Regions from separate parts of the Homo sapiens genome. Here region 1 is linked to region 2. The links are chromatin contacts, found by Hi-C or POLR2A ChIA-PET in ENCODE. All regions are on one chromosome and are shown on one strand. The core of a region is the stretch at or near the end of the contact, and the rest is flanking DNA. Distances in the headings are between cores, read along the strand shown. Region 1 overlaps LINC02889 (long intergenic non-protein coding RNA 2889). Region 2 overlaps LOC107986772 (a long non-coding RNA gene).

Region 1 (4,321 bases), core at 1,328-3,827, 350 kb before region 2:
TATTAATTGCTTACACAAGATACGTATTTCAGTACTTTTCCAGTCCATTTCAGAGTTTCTTCTGGAGAAAAACATTTCCATGTTTAAGGTGCCATCATTATCTGTGAATTAGGGACTAAAATTAACTGCATTGAAAGCCAGTGCTGTCATATTTGTGATTTTAAAACAACTGAAGTATGAGATTTTCCTCCTTTAAAATCTTTCTTCCAAATAAATTATTTTAATGACTATGGGCATGTTTCCTATATAAAATGTGCCTGGCCCATGGAAGTGTTTAATAAACTTCTGTGAATGAAATGAATACGACATTTTTTATTTGAGAATTCCTGCTATGTATTGTATCTGATGCCACAATTTCAAAGGCATAACTTGACATTCTGTAGTTTCCGGAAAAATATTTTTGTAATTCCAACAGCTACTCGTGACAACACCTGCAGTACCTGGGTGGTGGGGCTGAGGTTGTGAGACCCTGCCTGTTAAGGCATTTCAAACCAGTATTGAGGCTATATGTAGGACTTGGACATAGTCCTGGTACAAATTATTTCCCTCCAAACCAAAAGAGTATATAAATTCAAACATGTTCAAATTGATTTATGTGCCTGATATTTTAAAAAATGAATATTTCAAACTCTTAAAACTGTCCATTGTGTTTCATTTTTGAGGAATGAGCCTTTAACACTAGCAAAGATGTTTCCTTAAACATGTCAAATCTCATTCTATATAACAGTATCAGATGAAAAGGGACTTATATTTTATTCATTTAGCAATGTGTCTGCCATTTTCTGAGGTGTGTGGGCGGGGGGTGGCTTGTGGGAAAGATAGAGTGTTGACCAGTGGTGATTTCAATTCCTAGAAATGAAAATGTTGCTAGCTTTGGAGACAAAACCATCTTGGATTAGAGACAATCACCAGGATTGACACTATTTACACAAATGTAGTCAGGCACCCACCATCAACCTACCCAAAATCTAAAATCTGTGAGGTAATATTCTGTCTGAATGCGGATGCTAGGTCCTGGTATATTATATTTCCAGTTCAATAATGTGAATTGGAGGTGAAGGTAGTTTGACTGTGATTTGAATAACAAGAATAAATAAGTGATTTCCTGGAAAGAAGAGATTGCATTGGATTGCAATGAAAAGAAAATTATTTCAGATGGATTAAGCAATACTTTGGGGAATACACTGTAGCCACCTTTGACAAGGCGAGCTTCTTCTACTTAATCTTCCAGTTCTTCAGCTGTATGTAACATGATAGGCAATCTATTATTTTGTTCAATCTTTGGTTTTTCATAATAACATCGTCACCTGTTTTTCTTAATGATTTTCCTCTTGTTTTTGTTTCTAGTATCTGCTGTATGAGAACATTTTATATGCTTACTCTCAAATTTTATTTTTGATTTAATAATTCTGCTTTTTCCAATAAACACCTTTTATGGTTTGAATAGTTTCCCTTCCAAAACTCATGCTGAAATTTAATCTCCAATATAGTGGTGATTACCTCACCTCCAACTGAGAGATGAGGTCTTTGGGAGGTAATTGGATCATGAGGTCTTGGCCCTCCTGAATGGATTAGTGGATTAATGGGTAGTGGGTTTTAATGGGTTATCATGGGAATGGAACTGGTGGCTTCACAAGAGAAAAAGAGCCCTGAGATAGCACACTCGGCCCCCTCACCATGCGATGCCCTGTGTGGCCTTGGGATTCCTCAGAAAATGCCCACCAGCAAGAAGGTTCTCACCAGATATGGCCCCTTGACCTTGGATTTTTCAGGTAAGGAATAACTAAGAAATAAATTCATTTTCTGTATAAATTACCCAGTTTTTCATATGCTAAGCAACAGAAAATGAAGTAATACAACATATTTTTTTCTTTTAATGATTATACCCCTAAGATGCTGTATTGCAGCTCCCTTTAAGCTCATGTTACCCAAGGCACGATAGTTGCTTAGACAGTAATATGTGTGAGGATGACCCTCTTGATGAGTTTAGTTGGTTTAGAGATGTTGGTAGTGATTTTTCCCTAGAGGTGCCTTTTAAGAAGACCGTTGGGATGGAGTAAAGGACAGAGTGGGAGGATGGGAGAAGGACATGCTCAGGAATGGACAGATTTGCTTATTCCTGTTGTTAACTCTTCACCTTCCAGCCAGGCCAGAATTGTGCTCCAGGTATATTCAGCCACCTTCAGTGGGCACTGGATGGGCCCTGGCTTTCCTGTCTTGTGGTGGTGATATGTAAGGCAATGATGTGCTCAGAGGGATGCAGGAGAGAGAAAAGGACACACAAAAATCGCTCTACCCCATCCACTGTGTCTTTGAATCTGGAGGGTTGCCTGAGTCATAGTGGAAGAAGCTGGAAAGATGGGAGACAGGCGAACAAGAAAGCAGTAGCTATTGGGTGACTCAGGAGTGTGGTCAGTCCTTGTGTATGGCAAAGAACAAGGAAGGAGATATTTGTGCAACAAATATCACCACTTCCTGGTCCTTCCTATCAATAAATCAGTTCTTGAAAGCACTCCCTCCCTATTCTTGTATTCATGACTCTTACCTGAACAACCTAATTCACCCTGCCAGGGACAAAAAACAATTCAAGAAACCTTTTCTTGGATCCTTGCCTTCATTGTGCCATGGTCCACAGGAGGTTGTATAATTTATTAGTGGGCCTTTTGTGTTTCATCATTTATGTCCCTGTCTGATGAGTAACCCATTTTATTTTTTAGGCAGCTGATGTGGCAGTTGCATCAACAAGCAGCTATAAAAACTAAGCATCTGTAAATCCTTTTGATAAATATTTGTGAAGTTTCAGAATCCTCATGTCTGATCAGTGTAAATCAGCAAGCAAGACAGTCTCCTAGGAAAGCCATTTGGAGACACAGTAGTGCGTTCTGACCATGGGAACTTCCTCATGAGGGTCAGGGATAAGAAACTCATGAGGTCTTCAGCAAAGATAAATTAGCCTTCACAGAAGCAGATGCTTCAGACTACTGATACTAAATTTTACTGGGTCAAACATTGAAAACCTCGCTTCTGAGCAAGGAGAAGTTGGAGGATCAAAAGTCAGGTTGAAGGGGGCAAAATAAGAGTCCATAGAAGACGTCCCTGCAGTTTGCCGTCCTCATTGAACAGAGGCAAAATTCTACATGATGTGGAAGAAAATTTTAAATGGGGTTTATGTAAATTTGCAACTATAAATAAGCAAGGTAAATAGACTTTAATATAGATATACCCTTTATGATATTTTCCTGAATTTTGAACATGGACAAAAAAATCCTCCCCCCCGCAATATATTTTTCACTTGAGCAATGCCTAATATTACCTGCTTTGTTCACTAAAAAGATATTAGAAAGTAAAATCCCAACTGGATCAACAACCTAATGGGCTAGACTCCGCAGTATAAAATTAGAAAATAGCTTCATTTTTCTCCTACCACTTTTGCAAACCTCTCTGTTAGATATTCCTTCCTTTTTCCTCATGATATTTTATGGTCACTTTCAGTTTCATTTTTTTCAGGTATTAAAAGCGCAGTCTGGTCTAAACTAAACTTGTGATATCAAGTTTAAAGCTTTTCCCTTTCTTTTGGGCCTGACCTAGAAGGTTGGGCAAGAGGTGTGGTGAGTCTCTCCTCTCTTTCTTGTTCCATATCCTTCTGACATGAAAGATGTCATGGTGGTGATGTGCCTCTGGATCTTCCAGGGCTAGATGGGACAGAGGATTAAGACCTATTAAGACCTAGAAGGCAAAAAGAGTCTCATGTACTTAGCTGGTACTGTTTGTAGAGCTTACTTGGCTGTCATGGGCTCTCTGTCATGGCAGGCTCTTTCTTTAATAGGGCACTATCGTGGGTTTCCTGGTCATTTCCTTGCTGCAGGAGTTGCACTTTCTGGTGAACCCATTTCCTTCTGCTCTTTTTGCCTGTTGTTGTTATACCTGCCACCCCACAGTTTGACTTGCACTGGGATCACTCAGATGTGCGAACAGCTTGTCTGAGTGAACTTCTTTCAAGGTTACTCAATCCCAGTGGTCTTCTATAGTCTTCCAACACTGGGAATCCGGGCCACTTTTGAGGAGTTCATCATTTTATCTAATTGTTACATCTTGGAACAGGTTCAGCTTCTATAGCCCAGGAAGTATGATGGTAGCAGGGGGGCGTGTGTGAGAGAGATTTTGGTGAGAGAGACTTCAGCAGTTTCTGCTCATCCAGTCATGGCCTGTAAAAGGCAACATTTATGCTGGTGGAATGAGGCATAGGCCAGCTGAAGACATTTACATTGTTGTAGTTCAGCATCAAACCCAAATAGCCAAATGAAAATTTCTCAACATTTGA
Region 2 (4,140 bases), core at 716-3,215:
GTTGATATTCATGTTCAACAATTTTTTAAAAAGCATAGAAATATGCTATCCTGGTTTTTTAGAAAAGGTTTATTAGACATTCAGTTTCATGAGGAAATTGATAGGAAAATTTTCCAAGTTTTGATTCATTGTAATTTTGACTAATTGCTCTCTTGCTGTGAAGATGTGAAAATCTCCAGCTTTACTCACCTCAGCATTGGGGTGAATTAATATGCTTATATTTAGATGGTTCTACATTCTACAATCTGATTTTTTAGAGGGATATATGAGCCATTTGAGACCATAATTTTTTTCTGACAAAAAATAATTGACAAATTCCTTTAGTATCATGGATTAACTTCTAGAAATTATTAAGAACACCCCCCTCATAACCCCCCTGAAGCTCATAGAGTTTTGCTAAAGAGCAAGAAATTATTGAGACATATGCAGTGGTCAGCTCAGTTTCCTTCTCCCCCACCCACTTGATGGCAGGCAGGGTGCTCCTAATCAGACCTTACAGTATATATCTAGTAAGAGCCAATCAGATGACTTATTTGATGACTCTGTGAGCCTGTCATGTAATAAAGCTGATTCCTTTTCTCCTACCAGAAAACATGACTGAAACTGATGGCTTAGAGCTAAGTGAAAAACATATTAAACATGTATGAACCATTTGGGGCAAATTCCGTTTGATCCTGATGTATCATTATAACTTGAATTTTCTATCATCTTTGTTAAAGATTTATGATTTAATGACTTAAAGCCAATCTTAGTATGTCAATAAAATATGAAACTTTAATAATCAACAACAACAACAGTAACAAAAAACCTATTTACTTCTATTTTACTTGGATAAAACAAGGTGTAAAGGTCCCAGGTGATGGCAGTGTGGTCCCACATGTCCTGGCCAGGAGATATCAGGATGGGGATAGAGGTCGGGAATCTGGGCAGACCCCTGAAGCTGGTGGAAGTTGAAAAATGGATGGACAAAGGAGAAGCCAAGTAGAGGGAACCATGGAGCCAAGTGTCCAGAAAGCAGAGCCAGGATAAGGAGATGATCTGAGGATCTGTAAGTTTCATATTATCAAGCCAGTCATGATTGGAACATGAGATAAAAGCAAGTCTAAATGAGAAGGCACTAGTGTCAGAGAGAAAAGCCAGCAGTTTTCAGGGTACTGCTGCAGAGCCGTGTAAGTGGTGGGGCCAGGACAGTGCTAAGAATCTGTGACAGAGCTGGGACTCAAAACCAGGATCCAGGGCTGGACACTTGAGGGTCAACAGGGCCAGGGCTGAACCCACAAAAAGAATGCTTGTAAGGCTGTGTGTCTGAACTACTGGATATACTCCCAATATTTTCTCTAGCCCTTAGTAACCTGTCACCCTGAGACAGGACATGCAGGCCAGGGCTGAGCAGACATGTGAGGGCTTAATAGGGATGACTTCTGCGTTTAGAAAATTAGGAGACAAAGATAGAGACAGGCCAAGTGTAGAGGGATAATCTCAAAGACCACATCTGAGAAATGAGGCCCCTTTTTATAGATTTTGCTTTTCTTTAAAAGTATAAATCCTTTTCTTAAAAAGTGTAAATCTTGTCAGCTTCAAGGAAGAAACCTACTACCATTAACCTTTTCAGTTTTCCTCCCAGTTACAATCCAAGCAAAGCCAATTCACAGCGAAGCTGAGAAGTTTAGAAAGTTTGCCTTCTGTCTTATTCTCTCATTTTTGCAGCATTTTCTTCTCTCTGGTATAGTTATTTAATATATCCTGGTTGCTTCACCTCCCCGCCTCAAAACAGAGTAGGAGTTAAAAGCCATACTGTATGCTTTTGATTGAATAAGTGGCTATAATCTACTGCAGTGTAGTCTTAATGTGTTACCTCAAACGTAAGTTTTATTTTCAACAGGGTAGGCTTTTTTTTTCTAATTGCTTAAAGATATGAACCTTACCCTTAAGAAGGGGAAGTGGAATGAACCATATGAGTCAGTCAAAGATAGTCCACAGGAGGCCAGTCCGACCAAATCACATGTTAGACATACACTCTTGGAAACTGAAGAAAGCACGGAGAAAGCCATGACCTATTTTTTATTTTGTTGGAACTTGAAAGTTTTTTTTTAAATGAAAGTACTAAAGAACTCCAAAAATACATAGTAATGATAAAACAATCATATATCTATTATCAGGAAGCATAAAAATCATACAATAATCTAGTCCAGAGAGCATCATTACTTTGTCATCATTACTAAGTATTCCTTTTATAAGTAAATGTCAGTTCCTGCAACATTAGATAATTGTAGTTTAGAAATGAGTAATCTAATTTATTGGCCATGGCAGAGATTCAGCTCTTTGAAAAAGCATAGTCATTTTTAACCTTCTCATTGTTTATTGTTATGCATCTGACAATGGGATTTAATTTTTAGATATTTAAGCCTTTTCCTTATGCAACAATACCCCAAAGGCAGTCATTTCTGATGGTATTTGGAATCCCAAATCTTAATTCTTTTCCAGGAACAATGGAAATAAACAACCGATTTTAGGTGTTTCCCTATTTCCTTATTAAATAAAACCTTTTCACTTTGGCAGGCCTGCACTCTCTCTGTGAATGCTGGTTTATTTCCCCATTAATTGTCTTTCTAATTTTAATTAAACAGCCTTAAAGTGGCAGCAAAAGACACCTTTAATGTTTGTTAGTTCTGTTACTCTAGAAAGAAAAGAAGGTTTAATGTATTGCTTTAAATTCAACACACACACATACTTCTGATTGGGTAACACTAGGCTTTAAAGTACTTAAACCGAAAAGTAATTTCAAAATAAACATTCCTTTACTCTTTGGACTATTTGAAAATAAGCTGCCAGCATGACTGCCAAATGTCCCCTCTGAGTCTACATGTACATAAAAATATTTACCAAACCGTTGAGTCCACATCTCTATGAGGACAACATGCCATTTCTGATATGAGCTCTGGGGACTTAATGGCAGATATTTAGTTCTCAGCTGTCTTTAGCACATCCAATCCAATATAGTTGCGTATTACTTCTGTCTTTGGAGACAACCTAAATGATCTTACATTGTTAGAAATCTGTATCATTTAGATAAATAAATTTCAGATGTCACCTTTTTTCTTGGTGCCATTATGGTTATTTATAGTCCCAAATGAATTGTTGCAAATATACATTATAACTTTTATAATACATAAATTACAGTACATACATCTCTAAACTGGCTTGAGGTTAATTTTTAAATTGAATCTAGCAATGTGTGAATTTTCAAAATAGATTTAATGTTTTACATGAAAATTTGTTTAACTGCTAAGTTCATTTTTAATTCATTAGTGTGCTTGATATACTATCTTTAGAGGCAATTATTTTAACGACAAATTACATTAAATCAACAAATAATTTTTTTAAGCATCAGGGATTTCCTCTTTAACACTTTTATTGATTTATAATTAAGCCTATCAAAAAGACATTTGTTAAATGAGACTACAAGAACTCACAGATCCCATTTCTGAGTATAACATATTCATTTCATATTGACCTGCTTTCTTGTTCTCAAAAATTGTTTTTGCCCAACTTTGCTTAGAGGATTGCTTTTTATCACAAGCTATACTTAGGCTGTCATATTGAAAGAATATTTTAAATGCCACATTTAAAGTGACAAAGTTGGCAAGCCCAGAAAGAAACAATAGTGCTAAGAGCAAACAGATGTCTGTATCTGGGTGAGAGCTTTTCTCTCTAGAGGCAAATAAAATAGATAATAACCCTAAGTTGCCAGAATTTGACATGGTGAGCCAAAACCTATCAGGAGACAGTGAAATTAATTTATACAAGTCAGAAAGTAGTTTTTGAATGTATGGCAAACGCTTTGGTTTTGACTTTAAATGCCTATTCTGATCACTTTCAGATTGTTTCTGGCACACTCTAGATAGAAATTGTTCCAGCTAATCAGACCATTAGCAACTGGGTCAACCTTCTGAATCATACATCTTTGGAACTGCTTGTATTCATTTAGTTTGTCACATGCATTCTGTTTGTGATTTATTGAGCATTTTTTTGGTAAGAGCTCGATAGTTTTTAAGAGGCACTGTGTCATTTCTCAAAAGAATTATACTTCATGAGCACTAGCACAAGCTTCCCCAATTATGTGCTTTTAGCATATCCCCA

The links. Hi-C counts contacts between places; a loop is a spot of excess contacts on that map. ChIA-PET counts read pairs that join two places held with the same protein, here RNA polymerase II (POLR2A). Pooled maps may share reads with other maps.
Region 1: a loop to region 2 is called in a pooled map, with 3 times the contacts of the local background. The contact joins two enhancer-like sites. A Hi-C loop is called at or near these places in 1 of 37 single-sample maps with no recorded cell type and 3 of 50 pooled maps. POLR2A ChIA-PET finds 5 or more read pairs at or near these places in 1 of 52 experiments (GM12878).

Annotation. Positions count from the first base shown.
Region 1 is chr7:17,531,372-17,535,692 of GRCh38, reverse strand. The region is part of intron 1 of LINC02889 (long intergenic non-protein coding RNA 2889); the gene reads left to right. Among named protein-coding and RNA genes, the nearest start is that of LINC02889, 25 kb to the left of the region's middle. Within about 2 kb of position 2,577, at least 5 of the 41 ENCODE cell types and tissues checked have a DNase peak (open chromatin) inside an H3K27ac peak, as active enhancers do.
Region 2 is chr7:17,183,681-17,187,820 of GRCh38, reverse strand. All of the region lies in intron 1 of LOC107986772 (a long non-coding RNA gene), which reads right to left. All of the region lies in intron 6 of LOC101927609 (a long non-coding RNA gene), which reads left to right. Among named protein-coding and RNA genes, the nearest start is that of AHR, 110 kb to the left of the region's middle. RefSeq lists an enhancer at 1,830-1,899. Within about 2 kb of position 1,965, at least 2 of the 41 ENCODE cell types and tissues checked have a DNase peak (open chromatin) inside an H3K27ac peak, as active enhancers do.